2 separate regions of the Mus musculus genome follow, and region 1 is linked to region 2. The links are chromatin loops, found by intact Hi-C in ENCODE. Cell type or tissue: left cerebral cortex. All regions are shown on one strand. Region 1 has its middle 37 kb from the start of Kcnh5. Region 2 overlaps Rhoj (ras homolog family member J).

The links. Hi-C counts contacts between places; a loop is a spot of excess contacts. Peaks named below come from ENCODE experiments on the same cell type or tissue, not always from the same donor. Only the 100,000 strongest peaks of a DNase experiment are listed, where the experiment ranks them.
Region 1: a loop joins it to region 2, with 2.0 times the contacts of the local background. A loop is called at or near these places in 2 of 42 quality-filtered maps.

The regions. Positions count from the first base shown.
Region 1 is chr12:75,212,704-75,216,703 of GRCm38, reverse strand. No RefSeq gene overlaps it. Among named protein-coding and RNA genes, the nearest start is that of Kcnh5, 37 kb to the right of the region's middle. In left cerebral cortex, no CTCF peak of the experiment used is centred here; no DNase peak of the experiment used is centred here.
Region 2 is chr12:75,358,108-75,362,107 of GRCm38, reverse strand. All of the region lies in intron 1 of Rhoj (ras homolog family member J), which reads right to left. Among named protein-coding and RNA genes, the nearest start is that of Rhoj, 52 kb to the right of the region's middle. In left cerebral cortex, no CTCF peak of the experiment used is centred here; DNase peaks (open chromatin) are centred at 1,707 and 3,194.

The sequences.
Region 1 (4,000 bases), 150 kb after region 2:
AGTTTGTGTGCACATACATATGTGCATGTGGGTACACATGTTATGACATGCATGTGGAGGTCAGAGAAGAACATGTAGGAGTCTAGGAGTCCGTTTTCTTCTTCTACTGTGTGAGTTTGGGGATTAAATTTTATGTTGCTGGGTGACAGGCATCTTTATCCACTGAGCATCTTGCTGGCCCATCAACTAATTTTTTCTTTCTTTCTTTCTCTCTCTCTCTTTCTTTCTTTCTTTCTTTCTTTCTTTCTTTCTTTCTTTCTTTCTTTCTTTCTTTCTTTCTTTCTTTCTTTCTTTTTGTGTGTGTGGCTGGATCTCTCCTTGAAGGTGGAACTCACTAACTCAGCTTGACTAGTTGGATAGCAAACCCATCTGTCTCCCCAGCATTGAGATTATTGGCACCTGCCACTGCATTTAGCTTTTTTGCATCAGTCCTCAATATTGAACTCAGTTCCTCTTGCTTGCAAGGAACATGCTTTAATGATGGAATCGTCTCCTTAGCCACATCAATTATACTTTTGTGTTTATATTTAAGTGTTTATTCTATGATTATTTTAAAAAGAGACCAGTGCATATGTCTTATATCCCATCTAGGCTTCTGAGTACATTTGGGAGATTACACAGGGAGTGAGATGTTATCTGGACTTTCACTGTCTGAGATGGACCATGTGGGATGTTGTCTGTATCAGCTTGGTCAGATTCATTAACTCCTTGCACTGTCACCTCTTCATCTGTAAAAGGGGAATTGTGGACTCCAGACTACAAGAGAGGGTATCCAGAAGGTTAAAAAGACCATGGATATGAAAGTTGGGTTTTAAGATATGATGTCAAATGTGGACATGTACAGTTTTAATGTATAACAAAACAACTGTATCAAACAAATGCTGAGAGCTCCTGTGTTTACCATATCTCTAATAAGACACACTAGAATCGGTTTTCATTACTAGGGTTTGCATCCTCGTGCATTTTAGGCAAGTACTCTACCAGAGACTCACACCCTTAAATGCTCTTCTCAGTGGTTTATTTTGAGACTATATCTTACTAAGTTGCCCAGGCAGGCCTTGAACTTGTGATCCTCTCACCTCAACTTCCAGGCCTGTCTACTCCACGAAGTCCAGACTTATTTTTGTATCAAGATTCATCATAATCAAAGCCCCTGTTTCTTTCTAAATTTAACTTTTACAAGTTAACCTTCTTCCTTCTTCTTTGGGATTAATTGATGAATGGACTGAGGGAGAAGAAATGTAGACAATCATTTGCCCAGTCTCTGCTGTCTGAGTCCTTCATTGAAAATAGCTTTTAAAGTATTGACCTTCATGTTAGTTAGTTCATTAATTATGTGTAAAATGTATCTGACTAGCTTGGTTTATCCTAGCATCGAGATTCCAGCTTGGATCTGAGATACTAAGACTACTGGCCATTACCCAGATTCACTTCACATCCATCTTTGTGGCTCAGCCCTCCAGCTATCTGGGGTTTGGGTATACCCCATCATGGTTAAGTCTTTATTTTTGGTTCCTCTGGTCCTTTTATGTCCCACATTCTCCTTTCCCTAAGGCTGGACTTCCAAGGGAAGGCACATGGAACCGGTGTCAATGGTCTAGAAGGTTTGATTTCATTCATTCTTTGATTTATTAGCAGGAGCAATGGCCTTTAAAAAGACATCTATACTGCTCTGTTTTTATTCAGTTGATATCACCGTTTTCAGGAGTGCATTCTATGACTCCTGTGTGCAGTTGTGGTTTAAACTTGAGAAGGCTGGGAAGGAGGCTGGGGCGGTGGGCTTTTGTAATAACAGAGGTTGCATCTATCTGAGTTGGTTTATGTTCGCCCTATCTAGAGTGTACCACAATTCACATGAACCTGGAGACACTGCTTGGACTAATGATTGATTGGGTCCTCTGAACTGACTGAAAAATGAAACACCTCCCAGGACCAACATACTCTATCTTCCATATTGGGACTTCACAGAAAGGCTTCTCTTTAATCTCTTTGTGGGTGATATTGAAAGAGAAATTCCTTGTGTTCCTGCTTGCATTTAAGAGATGTATATACTGCAAGTGTCAAGTTGATGAAAAACCACCTCTTTAAATACATGTCTTAAAGCGAAATACCTCAGAGACAAATTCTTAAGAAAGATGCATTTCAAACTGAAACTTATAATTCATTTTCACAGCAAAAGAGCCAGGGGTTATTTCCATGCCACATCATTTTATTTTGTGCTTCTAAACATTCTCTGTGTCTTCCCAGACACCTGCTATATGTCTTTGCCTTCATCTGCTTTTCAATGTCTTTTTTTTGTGTGTGTGCAAATGCCAGCAGGTGGTCTACCTATTGTAAAAAACATCCCTGCCTTTGTGAGTGTCTAGAATTTCTTCCCCTTAGATGAAGGGTCTAACATTTATAGTGTGCCTGCTGTGTACAGGTGCTATGTTTGGTGATTTATTGATGTTTTTGGGTCTGACCTGTACTGTGATATTATGAGGTAATGCACTCTCATCTTCATCCTGCAAATGAAAAAAAAAAACACCCCATCAACATCAACAAAAAACAAACAAACAAACAAACTAACAACAACAAAACCATCAAAGCACGTAAAGCGAATCTAATAGGAAGCTTAGAACCTTATATATTCACAGTAAGTAGAACAGTAGGTGACAAGACTTAGCTTTGAATTTACATGTTGGGCTAAAGAAATGTAGAATAAACCAAAGAGCTTGTTTTTTCCTCTGCTTTCTAACAGCCACTGTAGAAAACTCCTGAGATGAGGTATGGGTGGGCTTTCCTGCACATGCCAAGCGGTTCTTGAGAAGGTTCGCCAACAGACATCTGGAGGTCTTCCAGGAGTCATGTTCTGACACAGTTCATCTGGAGACCATACCCAATTCTGTAGGCTTGGATTCTACAGGTTTGGATTCTAAAGGCTGCCCTCACCTCAGAAGCCATTTGTAAGCACAGGTTTTAGCAGTCTAGGTTTTGTATGTGTCTCAAATAGGTCACAGAGATATTGTGGGAATAAAATAAACAAAGCATTTGAAAGTGATTTATTACATCTTCCATTTTTGTATTTACTGAAAGAAATCAATATGTTGAACAGTGCTGGCTACACCGGGGTTCAGAACTATGGGAAGTTTCTTTTGAAAGAAGCTTAGAGTCTAGTTTAGAGGGACTACTGTATTTCACAGAAGCCCCTGACCTAAAGTCCCTACAGCCTGTTCACATTTGTTGTCAAGAACTGGCAGATGTGGTTGAAGCATCAGCTAGTAAGTGAACTTATTTTGGTAAAGGAACTGATTTTCAAGGTCTTGCTCATCTTGGGTTTATCATGAAGAGATCTGGGAAAAGACTAAGGCAACTAGCCATGAAATGAGGTCACTTTAGAGACTTGAAGGAACTCTTTGTGTCTTCATGGTAGTCATATTCTCCCAGCCCATGGTGTTTTGTTCCTATCTGAGGGTAGTTTTGCATGTATGTGTGTGTGTGTGTGTGTGTGATTGCATATGTGTAGGCACATGTGTAGGTGCTGGTGCACATACATATATGTGCATGTGTATGTGATGCAAGTCTCTTCTTCCATTGCTCTCCACTTTGTTTACAGAGTTAAGGTCTCTTGCTGAACCTGTGGTTCCCTGTCTAAAGTATTTTGTCTCCTTGTACCTCCATTCCAAAGCCCACTGTGGTCTTTATAAGATTTCATGGTTACGTCCCAGCTCCCGCTTTCACCAGCCGCTTCATTATCCTAATTCTACCTCGTGTGAATTTATAGCAGTCAGTTGGGATCAACTCCTCTCTTTGCTCCAGGCTAGACAAAAATCTCTGAGCAAAGTATGGGATGATGCTCCTGCACCAGGTACACACTCTGTCCTATCAATTTTGGGCAGGTGTGCAGCCTGGAAGGTGGATAGAGACCCGGAAGGATGTAAGGTGACTGGTTAGGCTTCAGCATGAAGTGATTTGGAGCATGAATAATTTATGAATGGACCTGAGGTAGATCAGGTTGTGA
Region 2 (4,000 bases):
AATGAGGCATATTAGAGACACCAAAGAAATGAAAGAAAATACAAATATTTACTGATTAATATTTGATGGGTCATTACAATAGGAAATATGTATGTATATATTTATAAATCTAGACACTTATTTGACAATTAGAGCTGAAACAGCTTTCTATAACAAATACGCGAGAGATCATTATTCCTTGTTATATTCTTGTATATTTTCTATATATATCTACATTACATTGATATATAATATATATATTTATACATATATTATATTCTTAGCATTTGTATGAGGTAAACACTTACTACATTTATGTTCTTGTTCGGTTTTTTTTCCTAATTGTTTTTCCCCAAATCATCTGAAGTTAAACATGCAGTTCTATCTAAAGATGTTTCTCAGCAACACAGGATGCCCGGCTAGCCAGTTACATAAGGTCAGGAAAGAGTGAGAGATGCCAAAGAGCTGAGAGTACAAGGATACTTTCTCTCTCAGCAGGAGGGAGAGAGGAAAGATGGTAAGTGCCTTAATTTTGTAGCTCTTCTTCCATCCCTGACATATGCATAATACAAGTCTGCACCCCTGCCTCCAAGCCTCCAGGTCATTGTCTTAACCATGTTTCACGTTTAGAGCCCATGAATCTTAAAGCTTCTGGGTAGTACCCTTCCTATTGGTCTGCAGATCACCTGCTCTGTATTCCTCTTCTGCTCATCAATGTGGCTCCTTGGAGACCCTCAGGTGATTGACAGGTGATACATATGAGAAGGAGCTGTGTATTCCATGGAGACGAAGCAGAAGGGAGACTGGATCTGGGCTACTAGTTCATACATGCCCCTTTCTGGTCTTCAGATGTCAGGGAGGTTGGGACAAAATCCTATTACCAAGCCTGAGGAGAGCTGTAGGGCTCTGTGATGGGAGAAACTCCCCAGAGGTTTCTCATGTCCTCAGTAATGATTTGAGATGCGAAGGGACTCTGGCCATAAAAGGATGAAGATGAAACTGTAAACGAGTCTTCTTGTAGCTTGGAATGTCTCTGTCCCTTGGGCCATAGCTGGGATATGGCTCTTAAAATCTGAGAGCACCAGAAGGGGAGGCAATGGTAGGCATTGGAAGGATGGGAACAGCGGCTTTCTTGCTTGTTTACTTCAGTAGATTGTACCAACAGCTTGGATGATCGTAAATACCCAGGGTGGTATTTCTATGTGGGGACTTATGCTTGTCTTTGAGGTTTTGTAACTCACTTAGAAATGTACTTCTAGGTCCATGGAAACCCTTATTGTGTGTGGCTATGGGCTCACTGGTCCTCTGTGATAGCCTATGGGCGAGTGCCCCTCAGTCTGTTTTCTCCTCTCTGGTCCTGTTAATTGGTATCATCTCTTTGTATTTTTCCCTCTTCAGAGTCTATCCTGTTTCCCTATTCCCCTTACACAGAGGTGTTATAGCAATGATTAATAGCTGGCTGGACTGTGTATTCCTTGCAGGCAAAGATAAACCTCGAGGGTTTGGCTAGCGATGCGATTTTAAGTAGTGGGTATATATTGGATGAATGGGTAGATTAAATGTCCCTGCAGCCTCCAGAAGAGCATCTGTTTCAAGGGGGGAACCACAGCCAATGGGTGGAACTCGGTTAGGAATCTTAGGAGCTTCTGGTAGGTGGGAGGGAGTGTATCAAGCCCTGCAACTTTCCCAGCATGTAGGGAATCACAAGAAAAGGTGCCTGTGATACTTTCTGGCATGCATGCCAGGAAACACAGTTGTTGAATTGAAACTGATCAATTCTAGAAAACAAGGAAGGCCATTGAGCATTGGGTTGGGCATACTCCAAGACAGATAGTGATGGAGCGTTTGGTTAGCTCCCAGTGCTGGCAGCAGGGACTGCTCTGATCCAGCTTTGCAGGACATAAGGCAGCTATTGAAGTTATCAATCCTAGGGCCGAGGGTGCAGCCCAAGCCCTTAATCCCAGTGTCTGCAAGGGGGCTGGAACCACCTGCAACCCAACTACCATGGGTGGGAGCATCGTAGGAAATGGGTGGGAGCACCATGGGAGATGGGTGTGTGCACCATGGGAAATGGGTGGGTGCACAATGGGAGAAGGATTCGAGAGCTATAGTGACACTGCTCCCAAATCCGACTCCAGCCAAATGGCAGAGAGACAGACAGCAGACTGCTGGCTCATTATGTCCCAGATCCTAAACAAACAAACAAAGTAAAGAACGCAAAGGACCCTTGCCTGTATCTTTTGAGACAAATCCAAATTGCATCAAAGCAGTTTTTTTTTTTTTAAAAGAAGCTATCATATTGGTTTGACACATCAGCTGTCAGCAACAGTTCTCTCTATTACTCTGCAGTGTGTGATTGGATGTCCCAGCTAATCATGAAGTATAGTATTTCCAGCTGCCTGTTTTCCCAGTGTGATCTCACGGGCATGGGGAGGGGAGTAGCCTTACAGTTCAGAGAGCGCTGACCCACCTAAAAATAGAAGTGGCCAGAGGAATGCAGAGGATACACAAAAGAACACAGCATGAGAAGTCTGAAGAAAGGGTTTAAAATATCCCAGCCCTCATGCTCTTGGGATATTCAGGGGTCTAGAGGTCTTTGGGCATCATTATTTTAACTTCCTTCAGATGAGAGGCTCATCCATTGGTACCTCTGTGTAGAGTACAGCCCGAAGCTGGGGACTGATGATGAATATGTGTCTGTAAGGTAAAACCATTGAGAGTCATACCTATGGGCTCTGAAGGCTATATTCACACGGAGACTAGCCAAAACATAGTGCTGATAGATTTTTATAAGAAAAGGAAAAACAAATAGATGATATGCTAAAGAATCTAGAGGTTAGACATTAATGCTAAGGCTAGAAACTGCCCATAAACTAAGCCAGATCTGTTCTTAGCCAGGCATGGAGAAGTTCCTAATTTCTATGTTACAAATTACCTCATTGGTATCACGTCTTTGTTCTAACTGCACCTTCACATCTTCTGGGGAACTGAAGAAGGTGATGGGGAAGATGGGGGAAAGGAAGGTGGAGGCAGGGAGGGCTGATGGAGCAACACAGAAGTGTGAATTCCAGGCAGGAGGAACAACAAAACCTTAACCACTGAGCCCTTGGTAAACAATTAAATGGGAGGAGTCAGTGATGACTTTATTCATTTATTTTGTATGGTTGACTCAGTGTTTGGAAATATTCCTGCTCTCCTCTGCCAGAGCATCTCTGCAGCCAGTGATGGGAGCTAGCCAAGTACTCCGTCACTGTCTGACTTGGAGGGTGACCAAGCCAATGCTCCACATCGGATAATTTTATATCACGTCTTTGGGTTGGGCTGTTTGAATCCATCAGGGATTTGAGTTCACGGAATGGATAGGACTGGAAAGTTCTTTGTATTGATTTCAACCACATCTCAAAATCATATCCCCTGGCCTATCCAAAAATGATTACTAACTTGGAAGTTAAGATAATGGTGCCCAAAGACCTTTAGACCCTAATTTCACTAAATGGACTTGGCAGGTGTGATTAAATTAAAGGCTTTGAGTTGGGGAGGTTATTCTGGGTTACCTGGTGGGCTCTAGATAATCAGAAGCCTCCTTCCAAGATGCTAAGATGGATGTAGGAGAGTCAGTGAACAAGGAGATACAAGATCAGAAGCAGAGGTTGTGATGCAGGGAAGGAAGCAAAGAGCCATGTGTGCAGAGGGTCTCTAGGAAAGGCCAGGTAGAGTTCCTCCTCTGGAGCCTACAGGGATATGCTATTTTCTGGCTCTTTGCTTTTAGTCTATTGAGGTACCATTTAGATTTCTGATCTTCAGAATGGAAAAATAATGATTTTGTGGCACTTTGTTCACAGCAACCATTGACCACCGATATAGTATCGTATTTGTATCCTAGATGCAGTGAGTTTGTGTCATTTAATTAGCAGTGTTTGGATGCAGGAGCGGGGAAGTCATCATTTTTTCTTGACTTATGCATCCTTGTGAAGGGAATCACTGAAAGTTAAAAGACTCTTGGCCCAACTGCCCTCAGGGG